Linked DNA regions of Homo sapiens: region 1 is linked to region 2. Evidence: chromatin loops called from intact Hi-C (ENCODE). Cell type or tissue: natural killer cell. All regions are shown on one strand. Links, peaks and the distances in the headings refer to the core of each region. The heading gives the core; the rest is flanking DNA.

Region 1 (7,754 bases), core at 2,001-6,000, 180 kb before region 2:
GCACAAGTCACAGGGGATGCGATGGCTTGGCTTGGGCTCAGAGGCCTGACAATAAGTTGTCTCATTGTAAAATAAGGTTAATAATAAATAATAATAATAATTCACATTGTAATTACAAGCATTCAATGAAATGGTGCATATAAAGCGCTTAGCACAGTGCTAGGTGCATGTGGCTAACACTCAATTAGTGGTAGAGATGATTAATAATATTGTTACCCTGAAAGTAACAGAACTAAACAGAAAACTGGGGGAACATTTTCAGGGCATTCATGCTTGTGATATCTCCTTCACTTGTGTAAAATATGAAGACGTTTCCTCTGTGTTCCTGAACTGTTGGGGTTTTGTTTTCTGTGCCCCAATAGGAATATTGCCTATTTCTCAGTGTTGTGCAGATTTTAAAAGATAACACAGGCAAAGAGCCTGACAAAGAATAGGTGCTCAGAACACATTATTTTATCCTTATTTCCTCATTGGATTTACCCTTTGAGCTGCCTGCTCAAATCATGGTGTTGACAAAATGAGTCAAACTCTGTAAAATATTTCAAGAGTTTTATTCTGAGCCAAATATGAGTTTCCATGGCCCATGAAAGAGCCGTAAGAGATCTTGAGAACCTGTGCCAAAGGTAGTCAGGCTACAGCTTGGTTTTATACATTTTAGGGAGACACAATACATTAGATGTCGATCTAATTTATTAATTAATATACATTAGATGTCGATCACTACTTTTAAGATGACATGGGTTGTGTCTGGAAAGGTGGACAAATCAAAGGTGTGGGGGGACTTCCAGGTCTTAGGTGGATTCAAAGATTTTCTGATTGGCAATTGGTTGAGTTTATCAAAAGGCCTGGAATCAATAGAAGGGAGTGACTGAGTTAAGATAAGGGGTTGAGGAGACCAAGGTTTTTATTATGCAGATGAAACCTCTAGGTAGCAGGCTTCAGAGATAATAGTAAATGTTTCTTATAAGACTTAAAAAGGTGCCAGACTCTTAATTCTCTCCTGGATCAGGAAAAAGACCTGGAAAGGGAAGGGGATTCTCTATAGAATGTGGATTTTTCCCACAAGAAACAACTTTGCAGGGTCATTTCAAAATATGTCAAAGAAATATATTTTGGGGTAAAATACTTCTATTTATTTCAGGGCCTGCCATCTGTCATGTTGATATCTTACTGCTACAAAGAGTCTGTTTTGTCAATCTTAAAGTTGCTGTTTGAATGTAAATACTGGTCAGATGTGCCTGAATTCCACAGGGAGGAAAGTGTAATGTGACATGCCTGACCACCTATTCCCATCATGGCCTGAACTAGTGTTTCAGGTTTAGTGTTTTAGAAGGCCCTTGGCTGAGAGAAGGGGGTCCATTCAGTTGGTTGAGGGACTTAGAATTTTGTTTTTGGTTTAATGATGGCAATTTGATTTTTTTTTTTTTTTTTTTTTTTTGAGACGGAGTCTCGCTCTGTCGCCCAGGCTGGAGTGCAGTGGCGCGATCTCGGCTCACTGCAAGCTCCGCCTCCCGGGTTCACGCCATTCTCCTGCCTCAGCCTCCCAAGTAGCTGGGACTACAGGCGCCCGCTACCACGCCCGGCTAATTTTTTTTTTGTATTTTTAGTAGAGATGGGGTTTCACCGTGTTAGCCAGGATGGTCTCGATCTCCTGACCTCGTGATCCGCCCGCCTCGGCCTCCCAAAGTGCTGGGATTACAGGCGTGAGCCACCGCGCCCGGCCGGCAATTTGATTTCTATGTCCTAATTTGTTCTCTGAGATAGGGTTTCCACTTGGCTTCTTAATAAGATTCATTTAGTAGTCTCTAATTTGGTTGGAGACATTTCTTTCATTTTAATTCTCAGGAGCATTCTTTCTAGACTATTGGGTATCTCAAATGGCTTAAAATGTCAGGTTTGGGCCACAGTAATGTATTCTCTGTTTTTTTTAATCAGAAAGTGGATGACACGTGTGTGCATGTCAGCAAACTCTCATTATTAAAAAGTTCCCTCTGTCCTTTAGTCTTTGACTGTCATGAGCAAGGAGACCTTTGGCCAGGGTAATAAAGATGACTAATGATGGGGCTCAGGACATACTACCCCAAATATGCCTTTTTGGCCTAAGGATTATTTTGAGCTATTTTGGGAAATAGCAAACACAGAGAAGCTTTGAAAACAAATTAGTTTTGAAAACAGTTATGATTTCATAAGATAAATTTACATCTGTAAAGAAAACCTCCATTGTAAGGGTGTCTCCTTTCTGCATCAGAAAGAAAAGAAGAACTAATTCCCTAGAGAAGGCATCAACTTAAATCTAGTTATCAAATATTATGCTTCTTTAACGGTGCTTTTCCTGGCCAACTTTTCTTTTTCTTTTTTTTTTTTTTTTTTTTTGAGACAGAGTCTTACTCTGTCACCCAGGCCAGAATGCAGTGGCATGATCTTGGCCCACTGCAACCTCTGCCTCCTGGGTTCAAGCAATTCTCCTGCCTCAGCCTCCTGAATAGCTGGGATTACCGGCAACCACCACCACGCCTGGCTAATTTTTGTATTTTTAGTAGAGATGGAGTTTCAACATGTTGGCCAGACTGGTCTCGAACTCCTGACCTTGTGATCTGCCTGCCTCAGCCTCTCAAAGTGCCGAGATTACAGGTGTGAGCCACCATGCCCAGCCATGGCCAACATTTCTTAATTGCATCATTCCCCTCAGCCTTCTCTCTTTGTTTCAGAGAAGGATAGTACTTAAGGGTGAGGTCTAGGATAATTCTTTGAGATCTGCTGCAGAGATTTACTCATTTCTCTGGGTTGTCTCCCATAGGTACACATTTTATCAGAATTCTGTTTGTTTTTCTCTTGTTAATTTGTCTTTTTTACAGAGAAGCTCAGAAAAAACTCATCAAGGTGAAAGAGAAAATTTATTGTTTTCTCCCCTACACTTTCTGGAACTTGGGCTCTGAGGCTGCTCTGGCTTAATCGGTCAAGCATCTGGGTCCTGGGTCTGAGTTCAAATCCTGATCCTTCTTGCTGTGCAAGCTTGGGAGAACGATCTCACCAACCTTGCACAGGTACTGCCCGTTTAAGATGTAGACCATAGTCCCTTTATTACAGGACCTTGTATGGATTAAATGAGTTACTGGGTGAAAAGCGCTGAGAAGAGTGCCTGTCACAGAGTAACTGCTGTTATTGCAAGTAAAGAATCAGAACTATGCTAAATTCACAGTCAGCCTGGGAAAAATGTCAAAAGGAGTGCACATGAATGGTCAATGGACCAAAGACCCTTAGATTTGATAAAGATATGAGCTTTGTGTCTTATTTCCTAATGTTAAGTAAAAATTATGAAAGGCTATTGTTTTGTATTAGGCCCCAACAGACCAGACTAAAAATCAAAATGGAGTCACCCATGCCAAAGTTCCATATCACCAAACTGAAAATAAGTTGTTATTTCATCTTCCCCAAAATCAGGACAGAGCAGTAACAGCCAATGTTCCAAGCAGACCAGTTTCCGTCTTTAATGAGCAGGATAACGAAGTTCCCTCTGTTTTAATCCTTACAACAAAAGTAACCCGACGTAACCTGATGCTAACAAATCTGTTATTTCTCTATTGTTCTGTTTCCTTGTTCTCACCTTGTAAGGGAGGTAACTTTCAAAGGACGAGTCCACATTTTGTTCTTTGCTTCTGGTTTCTTCAACCCCCTCTGTCTATAAAATGAATCCCCTCTGCTCAACTCTTTGGGACACTTATTCTATTTTATGGAATGAGACATTGCCCAATCCTAGAATTGCAATAAAGCTAGTCGAGATCTTCAAACTAAACGTGTAATTTTGTCCTTTGGCAAATCTGGTGACCACAAAGGAAACTGAAGGAGACTGCTGAAAACCCTGAGACCTTCTGAGAAACATAGGAAAAATGCTGTAGTCCCTTTTGGAGGGGCGGGGGTGAAGGGGTTCCTCTGTCTTTCTCATGGAGCTCCAGGAGTCATAAGTAAGTTCCTCTCAGGTTGGAGCTCTGTTGTCTTTTGCATTTGAGCTCCCTAATATCTTTGGCCTTTGGGGTACAAAGGGTTAGTTTATATAGTGAAAGAGCACTTGACTGTGTGTTACCAAGGGTTGCTTTGTGCTGTGGCAGGGCACATGACCTTTCGGTTTGTGGTGACTGATGAGTCACTGGCAAAAAAGCTGCAGTTTTTAAGGTAACTGATGGCAGTTACAATAAGTAGTTATTACTGAAGGGGGGCTCTTTATTTTTTTCTCTTCTTATATGCTGAGGTCTTATAGCTAAAGCCATGTCAGCTCTAAGAGACCCAAGATCATACATAAAAATGGGATCCTTAATTTATAAATATCTGAGTACTTCGCCTTCTGGTGTACTTGCCTTTTTCATGTCTAGGAGCTATGACCTTGGAAGCTGCAAATATTTACAAAAGTGGCAAAATCTTACTAAAGATAATTCAGAATTACAGGGCCATTATATGGAACATTCCAGATGAATAAGGCTGTTCATTTGACAAGCATACTTAAATCTCAAGTCTCTCAAATTTAGCAGAGAGAATGTCATTCTAATTATTAATAGCATTCAGAAGCCTCAAAGAGACAGAATTCTAACTTTTTTTAAATTAATTGTGAAGAACTAATAAAAAGCTAAAAAGGCTGGGTGCAGTGGCTCATGCCTGTAATCCCAGCACTTTGGGAGGCCGAGGTGGGCGGATCACGAGGTCAGGAGTTTGAGACAAGCCTGGCCAATATGGTGAAACCCTGTCTCTACTAAAAATACAAAAATTAGCTGGGCATAGTGACATGCGCCTGTAGTCCCTGCTACTCAGGAGGCTGAGGCAGGAGAATCACTTGAACTCGGGAGGCAGAGGTTGCAGTGAGCCAAGATCGCACCCCTTCACTCTGGCCTGGGCGACAGAGCGAGACGCCATCACACACATACAAAAAAGCTAAAAATGCAAGATATCATCCACATCAAGAACAGTAAAACTGACAGAATTCCTACTGCTCCTCTCTATCCCACTTTGCCTGAGTATTTAGTCTACTAACTCTCAGTCTGACTTGGCTTTCTCCTCTGAAAACAAAACAAAACAAAACAAAATAAAACCACAATTAAACAGTTTGCTTAAAGCCACTCAAAAATTCAGGAAATAATCCCAGAGTGACTTACACTCCCTAGGTGATAATAGAACTCAGCGCCATAGTTAAAAATTTTGCTAAATCTAGGGAAGGCCTTCAAAAGGTTTCTGAAGAATTCAAGGTCTTAATTGAAATTTATGACCTCAAGATATTTGATCTTTACCAATTAATTCACATACTAGTGAAAACTGGTGAAGCCCAGAAATGGATAAAAGAGGCAGAATGGTATTACTGGACAAGCTCCTACCTGGTCCATGTATAGGCCTAACAAAACCTGAAAAATCACAATTGAGCATTTGAAAGCCATTTCCAATGTGTTTCAGCTCCACGCCAACCAACAACCTAGAATGGCCTTTGGGTCTACCCCAGAGCACTTCTTCAACAAGCAACCCCTAAAACAGCAGTTGCTATTGGTGCAAACAACCAGGACATTGGAAAAGAGGCTACTCCCAAAATTTCAAGGAAAGTCCCTAAAAACAGCCTTTTCACTCCCTGATAATTTCCATGTTAACTATCAGGATTGATGGGCCTTAGAGGGAGCTGCTCTAACCTTCTACCGGTTGTTATCCAATCTAGGTAGACACCAGAGCCACTATTTCCATTTTCAACCCCACTATTATAGGACAACCACTCCTTTGGATAAAGAAGAAAATTTATATTGTAGGGAATATGAAATCAAGTTCTATTCTTGAATCCAGGCATAGAAAATGCCTTTTTGCCATGTTAGTTACAGGGCTTCATCCTGAAGTCAGTAATCTAACTAACAAGTAAGATAAATTCAAAAGACTACCTATCAACTATATGGTCCAAAAAATTCAACTTTTGACATTTGACTGGCTATTTTGAAACTTTTTGTAAAAGATATTTATCTCTATAATGAAAACCTCCATTTGTAAGGGCCTGTCCCTCTATTCACCTAAACCCCTAAAAACTTTACAATGGTGAAGACATGGGTATAAAGTTTACATAATAAACCTTACCTTTAAGGTGCTTTTCCTGGCCATTTTGTCTCAACTGGACCTATATCTATGCTGTTCTTTGTCTGGGGAAGTAATGGTGTTGAGATCTAAGTTCTGTGCCTTTGAGATATAAATTTTCTACTTTGTTTTACCTAAGAGTCGTGTCTTCGAAAGTGCAAATTTAGGGTTGCCTAATTATTATTTAGGGCAATGAAACAGATGATTGGGAGATTTATGGTATAAAATGGAGAGAGAAACTATTTTAACATTGAGAAATAAATAATCTTATAAAAGCTATAAGACCTGCTTCTGTCTGTGTGTCTATATGTTCATATGGGTTATGTGTATGTGATATTTCTCTCTGAAAATATATTAACGAGCTGTAATTAATAGCTTAAAGGAAAAAGTAAGCACTTTAAAATATTTTATCAGAAAAGTAGAAATTAACTCAGATGCCTTTTAGTGCATGTGACTTGGGTAAATCTGACTAGTTTAATATTTTTGCTTTAACAAAAACAGCTGTGTCTTCTGATCAATAAAATAGCCATGTATTTAACTTTAGGGTACTTGCTTAGGTGGCTACTGCCTAACATTTGCACACTGTAAAAATAGTTAAAAGGGAAATAACTTGAGATGATGGCTAGTTTTCTTCAATGTCTCCTACAATTTTTATAAACAGTTCAAACATAAGTTTTAAAGATGAGTAAATTAGATGAATGTGAATGAGGTAAAAGTTTACATATAAGCTTTTTCAATGATTATGGGCGGGGTGTGATTGCACTTTGGGAGACCATAGCAGGAAGATTGCTTGAGCCCAGGAGTTTGAGACCAGCCTGGGCAACATAGTGAGACCATTCTCTACAAAAAAATTAAAAATTATTTGGGCATGGTGGTGAACATCTGTGGTCCTAGTTACTTGAGAGGCTGAGATGGGAGATCACTTAGGCCTGGGAGTTTGAGGCTGCAGTGAGCTGTGATCACCCCATTGAACTCCAGCCTGGGTAACATAGCAAGACCCCATCTCAGATTAAAAAAAAAAAAGGTCATGTTTTATAAAACTTCTCCCTTTAAAAATCGTCTTAAGAATCCCTTTTGTGGATAAATGAAATCTTAAATGTATGTTATATTGAATTAAGTAGTAAATATTCATTAAATGTCTGAGTCATTTCCAAAATAAGGTTAAATACTGAAACGTTAATTGTTAACAGAAGTTTATTTTTGGTTCCTTAAATTTATAAAATGACAAATTATATTTGAGCCTGATAGTAAATGTCACACATGTCTGTATAGAAGACCACCTAAAACACGCTTTGTGTGAGCAACAAGGCTGTTTATCCACTTGAGTGTAAATGGGCTGAGTCTGAAAAGAGAGTCAGCAAAGGGAGATACCAGAGGGACAGCTTTATAGGACTTGGGTAGGCAGTGGAAAGTTACAGTTGAAGGTGGTTATCTCTAGTCAGCAGGGGAGGGGGTCACAAGGTGCATGGTGGGGAGATCATGAAACCCATTGTCCAGGAGAAGAATGTCATAACGTCAATTCATCAGTTAGGGTAGAGCAGGAACAAGTCATAATGGTGGAATGTTGTAGGGTTGGTTAATCAGCAAAGGCAGAAACTGGCTGTTTCACTTCTTTTGTGGTTTTTTGGCTGCTCCAGACTTCTTGGCTCCTGCAGGCCATCTGGATG
Region 2 (7,754 bases), core at 2,435-6,434:
ATGCTGAGAAAAAAACAAAAAACAAAACAAAAGCCACAAGCAAAAGGACAATGCCATGGGGTTCTTAATGGTTCGGGAGCCACCTGACTTTGCTCCCTTCCTTTTGCAGGGATAATGACACTGTTTTTCAAAGAGGAGTGGCTTGTGTGGCCTCTCAGAGGTTTCCTGGAATGTAGCTCCACATTTCTGGTGAGCCTGTGCTGCTGGAAATCCTGAGCAACGGAGAGAACATAGGCACTGGAGAGGAAGAGCTGGGCTGAATACCAACTCTGTTGCTTACTAGCCAGCTGAATCTAGGTCAGTTACTGAAACTCTTGGAGCCTCAGTTTCCTTGCTTGTAAATGAGGATATCAGTCATTCTTCCATCATCAATTTGTTGTGAGAACTAAATGAGATAATAATCATACTTTACTTAGAACATTGCTTGCACCGTTAGTGCTATCTAAGTATTAGCTGCTACTCTTAACATTGTTTATCATGCTCTCAGGTGGTCAGAGAACACAGATGCCCGTTCTTGTAGACAAGATATGTTTCTTTCAAAAACGCCAATGAATCAGTGTTGTGGCCAAGGTATGTTTGACACCTGGACAGTGCTGCAGGACCTCAACAAATACTGGCCCCCACCAGAGAAGGTGTCCCCAAAGCTTTTTTCCTGCAAAGTGGAATGGCCTTCAGGCCCAGCACCATATTGAGGACCACGTTGTCCTCAGGGCAGCTTCCAACTCTGAATTCAAAAATGGTATGTCATATATTCTTGAGGTTTCATGGATATACTTGACACCTCACATTTCTCATTCAAATTCAGGGGGAGAAAGGAAAACCGGTTCTGGAGAAGAGGCTAGAGGTGGGGCAGGTTGGTGAGTACTCATGGTTCTCCCATCACTTACCCCGACTTCCACCCCTCAGGACAGCCACTGCCACACACAGGTCTCCTAGGCTTGCCCATGTCCATCTTGAATGGTCATCTTCCTTCCTTTCTGTGACTTGCCATCTTTTTGCAATAGCAAGCTGTTTCTAGACCTTTCTCTGCTTCAATTTACCTCTTGCCTTACTATTATTTAACTACAGATTTCAGTCAGCTCAAGAGAGCATTTTTGCAGGAGGCAGAGAGAAGGAGCCCAAATGAGAAAGTGTCTTGTTACAAAATCCATTTTTCTGTAACGTTTGAGGCTTGGAGCTTCCATTTCAGGTTGACATTTTAAAATGTATCTGTAAGAACACCAGTAAGGGAACCGATAATGACACTGCATTTCGGAAGCCCTTTCACAAGATGGCTGGGGAGATGATTTATCATATTTATTTATTCCAATTTGTCAGCTAATGGTGGGGCCTGTATCAGGGCTGCACGCACTGGTGCTTGGCTCTGGTTTCAATGCCTCTGCCTTGCTCGCCTTTACCCCCGGCTTCTCCTCCTTTCCCAGAGGGTCCAGCTGCATCAGGTGACAATCCCTCTGCAACTGTGCAACCTGGAGGGACAGGGCAGTTTGCAGTTGGGCAACGGCCAGATGATATCATGCAGTTTCACTTCAGTTTCCCCAAAGTGAACTGGGTCAAGTGTATTGAGGGAAAAAGGCCATAAGTGGCTCAATACCAGACTGCATCCCTGGAAGCAGAAAGCATGACTCATGGGTAAGACAGAGACCCCACAGCAGGCTGGTCAACCAGTGTGCTGAGCCCTCACATACACCAAGCCTAGCAAGGCTCTGCATAAGTCCCAGTTTCCTCATCTGTGAAATGGACACAGGCCCTTTTGGAAAAGGCATTTGCCTTCTTACCTACAGAATGTATCTGCAAAGGGATTAACACTTAGAGCAAGCCTAGTCTATAGGGTTGTCTGTGTCCTGGGAACTTTACCCTTCTGAGTATCTTCTTAGTGCTAGTTTGAATTTGCCTCATTACACTGTTATTTCAGAACTCATAGAAAAGCCTGGCTTTTGTACTCACAGCAAGACGGAGTAATAGGAATGGAATAGAATTAGCAAGTACTAGCACAGTAATCACTAGCACATGATCGGGTGAGAGGTGATAGGGTTTGGGGGTCATCTTCCCTGAGTATAATGGGGTGTTCAATGGGTAGGTGGAGCACTGCCTTAAGGAAACTAGAGAAGCAGGTGTATTGGTTATCTATTCTCTGGTTCTGTTATCTGTTTGACAAGTAGCCCCTAAATTTTGTAACTTAAAATAATTATTCTCTAACGGTTTCTGTGAATTGGGAATTCAGGAGCAGCTTTGTTGGTGGTTCTGGCCCAAAGTCTCACATGAGGTCACAATCAAATGTCGGCCAGATACAGTCTTATGAAGGCTTGCCTGGACCCTGGGATCTGCTTCCAAGGTGGCTCCTGACCCTTCGTGGACAGCTCTGGTTCCTCCCCAGGGAACCTCCCACAAGGCTGCTGGGGCTGATGGCAAGGTGGCTGGTTTCCCCAGGGGGATGGGTCCAAGGGCACAAGACAGAAGCCGCGACATCTCCCATGACCTCACCTCAGAGGTTGTACATTGTCACGTCAGCTGCATGCTACTGTGGTCACACAGGTCACCCCGAGTGAATGTGAGAGCAAACTGCTCAAGGGTATGGCTTCAAGGTGAGGATGAGTGGGGACTACCTTGAAGCTGTCTACCATAGCGGAGAAGGTGCTATTTGGAAATGCAGGAAAACTGGATTTGAGGATGGGATTGTTGCAGGGGAAGGACAGGGAATAGCAGACAGATATCAAAACAGAAGCTTGGGGACCAAAGCCTAAACCATGGGCCAACTTACTCAAACTGGATCATGGATTATGAATCCATGCACAGGAGACTCATGACCTTAAGGAAACCTGCAAGGGAGGTGACATGACTCAGGCTGCAATACTAGCTTGACTCCTGTCACTTCACTGCAGAGGAATTTGTGAGCCAGGCAGGATCCTAATGTGCATCTCTGGGCCTGCTTTCTCCAGGCTGACTGATAGAAGCTGTGGCTTGATGCTGAGTTCACCATCAGGGCTGAGGCTGCTCAGGAGCTTCCTTTTCCAAGCCCAGATAGGTCTTAGAGGTAGGTAGAGTGGCCGTCCATGCAGGGAGAGCCCAGAGGCTGGAGAGCTAGCTAGGCTCTGGTTGCGTCTGTTTTGTGGCTAGGTGGTTGGTTTCGCCTTGTGTCCTTAGGAGGTCCAGGGCTGCCCACGGCCACCATTGGTTTTCAACTGTGTGAACAGACACAATGCCCCAGACCAGGGAAGAGAACACTGCGAGTGTGCAAGCAAACTCATAACCAGCACCCCAATGTGCCTTTGTTTGCCCTCTCCCCCTTGGCACATAGAACCAATCTAAAAAATTGCTCCCTTACACTTCTATCAAAATCTCAAATTTTCAAAGTCCTATCAAGAATATTATCCCATAAGCCAAGGCTAGAGATGAGTTTTCGTAATAACTTCACCAGACAAAAGAGAAAACTGAAGCTACAAGAGGCAAGACCTACCCAGAACCATTTGGCTGAGCCCAGCACTCTGCCCATGGTCCATGCACCCCTTGACCCTGACATCAGCAAAGCAGTCCCCATCACCAAAGTGCTATGTGCCATGTGCCCCTGGGAAGAAGAACCAATCTGAGATTGCAAACAATGGGAAAGGACCTCAACTCTTGTGAGGCAGCTCTAAGAACTTTCAGCCCTAGACCTGTACATTTTTTGTGATTTTTTAAAAATGTAACTCACCATGCTATACACATCCTTAGCACACATCCCGTACACAAGCTCACTCTGCTCCTGGCATTGAGCACCCAGGGTCTCTTTAGGGGACTCCCTTTTTCTCCCCTGAACGGGCCACTCTTTACCATCAAAATGAATTGCCTATCATCTGTACTCGGCTTTTTAGCAGTCACAAATACAGGGTGGGGAATTTATTGGATACCAGGTGTCCTATTAGCCAAAGTCCTTTCCAGCTCATGCTGCTGAATGAGCCAGGTCATGACCCCAACCAGGCACTCTGGTTAGAGCTCAGTGTAGACAGATGTGCACACACTGCTGGGCACAGAAGGTTTGGGAGTGTAGACAGAGGAAGTGAGTCCTGTCAACTGGGGCGGCTCCTGCACTGAGCAGTGAGGGCTGTGAGTGAGAACTCTCTGATGCTTCCTCTCTATGTAAGGCCCGTGAGCTTTATGACTTCCTTCTGGCTTGGTTGTAAGCGAAAATCACCTCAAAAGGGGCGTGGGTAAGAGCTACTAGCCTTCTTGGAATGCCTACTATGTGCCAGACATGAAAGCAGATGCTTTTTTCAAATACTTCTGTCGGATGAACTTTCTTATTATTGTGGTACAGATGAGGAGGCAAAATCATTTGTCTAAGACCCCACTGTTTCAGCTGCAAGCTTTCGTGGCTCCTCAGTTTGCATTTTTTCCTCACTGCAGTATCACTTTGTGAAGGAGGTCTGAAGTCTTCAAATGAAAATAGAGTTTTCTCCTTATGTAAGTATAGCAATCAAATGTTCTGGAAAGAACACTGTGCCCAGCCAAATTGCTCTAGATGTTCAGGGCAGGAGAGGGGCGGATATCCTGGTGGTGATGACCACATAACAAGAAGAGACAATGTGTGCTTAAGGTACCAGCATCTCAGGGTGGTCTAGTATTTCTCAGAGAATGGTCTGAGAGTTGGCCTCTCGTGGTATAGGTAAATTTTTAAGTATTTATGAAAATGCTTATATGTCTGGTTTCAGCCTGATTTAGTAATTTGCTTGTATAATCTCTATGTCTATTCTTGGTGGTCCAAAGGGCCCAGATTAAGAATTTTATAAACATCCTGCTGTGTTTAGTGTGTTATACCTCGGAGTATCTATTTCGCTAACCCAGATGGTGCCGTTACCACACACATATCCTGCAAGGGGAGGGAATTGTATTAACAAGTATAACCAGCAAAACCACAGCATTTCACTTTAGCAAAAGGGGCCGAAACAGGAAGCAGGTAAATTCCCTGCTCCCACACATCTACCATTCTCTCCTCCCTTCTATGAACTTAGAGTCTCTGGTTTTGTGGCCACTGAACTTGTCTCCACCTCTAGGGGCCAAATTGGGCACTGGGGGGAATTCACAAGCTTTATATTTAGCTCAAAATCACCTGGGCTATATGTGGGCTCATCACTTCCTTAAAGGTGGAAGAAGTTATAATTTCTTTTTTCTCTCTTCTCTTTCTCTCTCTCCATCTTTTCTCTTCTTTTCCTCTGTCATTTTCCCCTTCTCCTTCCAAGCATTATAGTCTTCCTTGGACCGCTTTTTCCGAATTGGCTTCCACTGGCCCATTCCAGAGTACAATTACTAGTACTGTACTACATTTCCAATAGTCAATAAGAAAGCAGAAGTGGCCACATTGGCTTCCCCTAAAAGCAGCATCAAATTTCAAGTACTTTCTTATATTACCGCCGCTCATTCCACCACCCTCTATAAGCACACAACTCACTGCTGAGCACATCATAAATGCTAAAAAGTAGTGAATAAATCAACGAATTAAATAATTCTTTTATTCTAATTTTTTTTGTACAGCAAGCCATTGTGAATAAGATGGTTCTTTTATCCCCAAAGAGGTTGCCTATTGACTGAAAGCCTAAGCACAGCTTCTGAGAGTCACAATGAGATCACATCTCTACTGTACTGAAAATCTTTTCAGGCACCAGAGAGAAAGGCCTGAGTGTGATTCTCCTTCCCTGGTTCTGAGTGAGAAGGTCATTAGCTCACTAGGTACTGGCAATTTCAAGAATTGCCAAAATGACAGTGATGTGATAAGAACAACTATCCTGTTGGGTCTTTGTGTAGTATTTTTCCTTTGAAAACAGCTTTATGCTAATTATCCCATATGAAACACAAAAAAAAAGGAAGTGTGAGGTCAATGTGGCTAAGATTTATGTCCGTTTTGCAGACGTGGATCTGAGATATCTCGTGATTTGCTGGTGGTTGCACAGGTAGTGGAAGAGCTGGGGTGGAAGGGTTTCTTCCTGAGCAGGTGGCTGTTCCTCCCAGAAGTCCTGCCTACCTGCCTTTCTCTTGCTGACAGCCATATCACCCACTTTGTTTAAGGGTCAAAACTGTCTCAGGTTGTTCTCACTGCTACACACCCACTAGCGCCATGACAAATTACAGATGCCATGGCAACATCAGGAAGTTACCCTGTATGATCTAAAATGGGGAGGAACCCTCAGTTCTGGGAATTGTCCACCTCTTTCCTGGAAGACTTGTGAATAATCCATTCCTTGTTTAGCCTATAATCAGGAAACAACCATAAAAACGGGCAACCAGAAGCCCTCAGGGCTACTCTGCCTATGGAGTAGCCATTGTTTATTCCTTTACTTTCTTAACAAACTTGCTTTCACTTAAGAAAAAAAAAAAAACTTTCTCCAGTAAAAATTTATGTTCACACCTAAAATTTGTAAACCAATGTGCATAGCATCTTTATTCATGATGGTTAAACACTGGAAACAATCCAGATGTCCATCAATAGACGAGTGGATAAGCAAAATGTATAATCCGTGCAATGGAATATTATCGGGCTGTCAAAAGGTATGAAGAGCTGACACATGCTGCAACATGGCAAAACCCTGAAAACATTATTTTAAGTGAAAGAAGCCAGTCACAAAAGCCCACATTATGTATTATTCCGTTTAGACGAAAAGCCAGATTAGGCAAATGTATATAGATGCAAAGTAGATTAGTGGTTGCCCAGCGTGGGGAGTTGATGAGGGTATTGGAAACTGATGGCTAATGGGTACGGATTTCTTTTAGGGGTGATAATAATGTTTTAAAATTTTTGATGGTGGCACAACTCTGTGAATATACAAAATCTCACTGGGTTGTATAATATAAAAGAGTGAATCATATATGTAAACTATATCTCAAGAAAGCTGTTATTTTTTTTTAAAGACTGACTCTCGGCTGTGGCTTTCATAATCTTCTTTGGCCATGGCTTTCCCCAGGGCTCCAAAGCTAGGCAGTGCCCAAAACTGTCTCCTCTAACTTTGTTTTACAGGGAGACATTCCTCCAACTCTGCCTGCTCAAATTTGTGGGGTGAAATCTGGTGCCTCTATATTTCCAAATACAAAGCGCTAGAGGTTAAGTTGTGTGCTTCTCAAATGTCAGTGTACATTCTGATCCCCTGGAGATCTTGCTAAAATGCAGATTCTTAACCTTTGGGTCTGGGACACAGACTGAGATTCTGCATTCTAAGAAGCTCCCAAGCAATGTCAGTGTAGCTGCCGTCCTCATTTTGGGAAGCCAAGGTGTCGACCACAGACCCAGAAGATGCAGCCTTTGACTCCTCAATGCCACCAATACAATTCAATCAAATATCAAGATTTTCAAAACATAGTCAATCGAATGTCTTTTTCCCACTCTCTATCCAATTATTAGGTGCATTTATAATGGAAGATTGTTAAACACGATTACCAACTTGGTGAAATCCTTTGGTACACAGTAATGTTTATGGAAAGCACCTAACAACTTGGTGGAGTATTTTTTCTTTGAACTGACTGAATTGGCCGTTTTTGGTTTGCATCATAGGGAAAACCCTGAGTTGTGCTAAGTCTGAGCTTCCTTAATCATTAACTATACATTTTAAAAGCACAAGATTAATTTCTGTGTTCCAAACACCAAACATGTTGTCATTTTGAGGAGTGGGCAGGTTCAGAGGACCTCCTTAGAAGGAGATAAAAGCCAAGAGATGATGAAGTTTTTATTTTTATTTCGTTTTATTTTATTTTATTTTATTTTATTTTATTTTATTTTATGGTAGAGATGGGGG

The links. Hi-C counts contacts between places; a loop is a spot of excess contacts. Peaks named below come from ENCODE experiments on the same cell type or tissue, not always from the same donor. Only the 100,000 strongest peaks of a DNase experiment are listed, where the experiment ranks them.
Region 1: a loop joins it to region 2, with 5 times the contacts of the local background. A loop is called at or near these places in 2 of 110 quality-filtered maps.

What each region holds. Positions count from the first base shown.
Region 1 is chr1:221,958,221-221,965,974 of GRCh38, reverse strand. The region is part of intron 1 of LINC02257 (long intergenic non-protein coding RNA 2257); the gene reads left to right. Among named protein-coding and RNA genes, the nearest start is that of LINC02474, 4.3 kb to the left of the region's middle. RefSeq lists an enhancer at 1-491. In natural killer cell, for the core only: no CTCF peak of the experiment used is centred there; a DNase peak (open chromatin) is centred at 4,104.
Region 2 is chr1:221,775,087-221,782,840 of GRCh38, reverse strand. No RefSeq gene overlaps it. Among named protein-coding and RNA genes, the nearest start is that of DUSP10, 37 kb to the right of the region's middle. RefSeq lists enhancers at 3,882-3,931, 4,982-5,031, 5,062-5,111, 5,182-5,271. In natural killer cell, for the core only: no CTCF peak of the experiment used is centred there; DNase peaks (open chromatin) are centred at 4,130, 4,530 and 4,860; H3K27ac peaks cover 3,224 bases.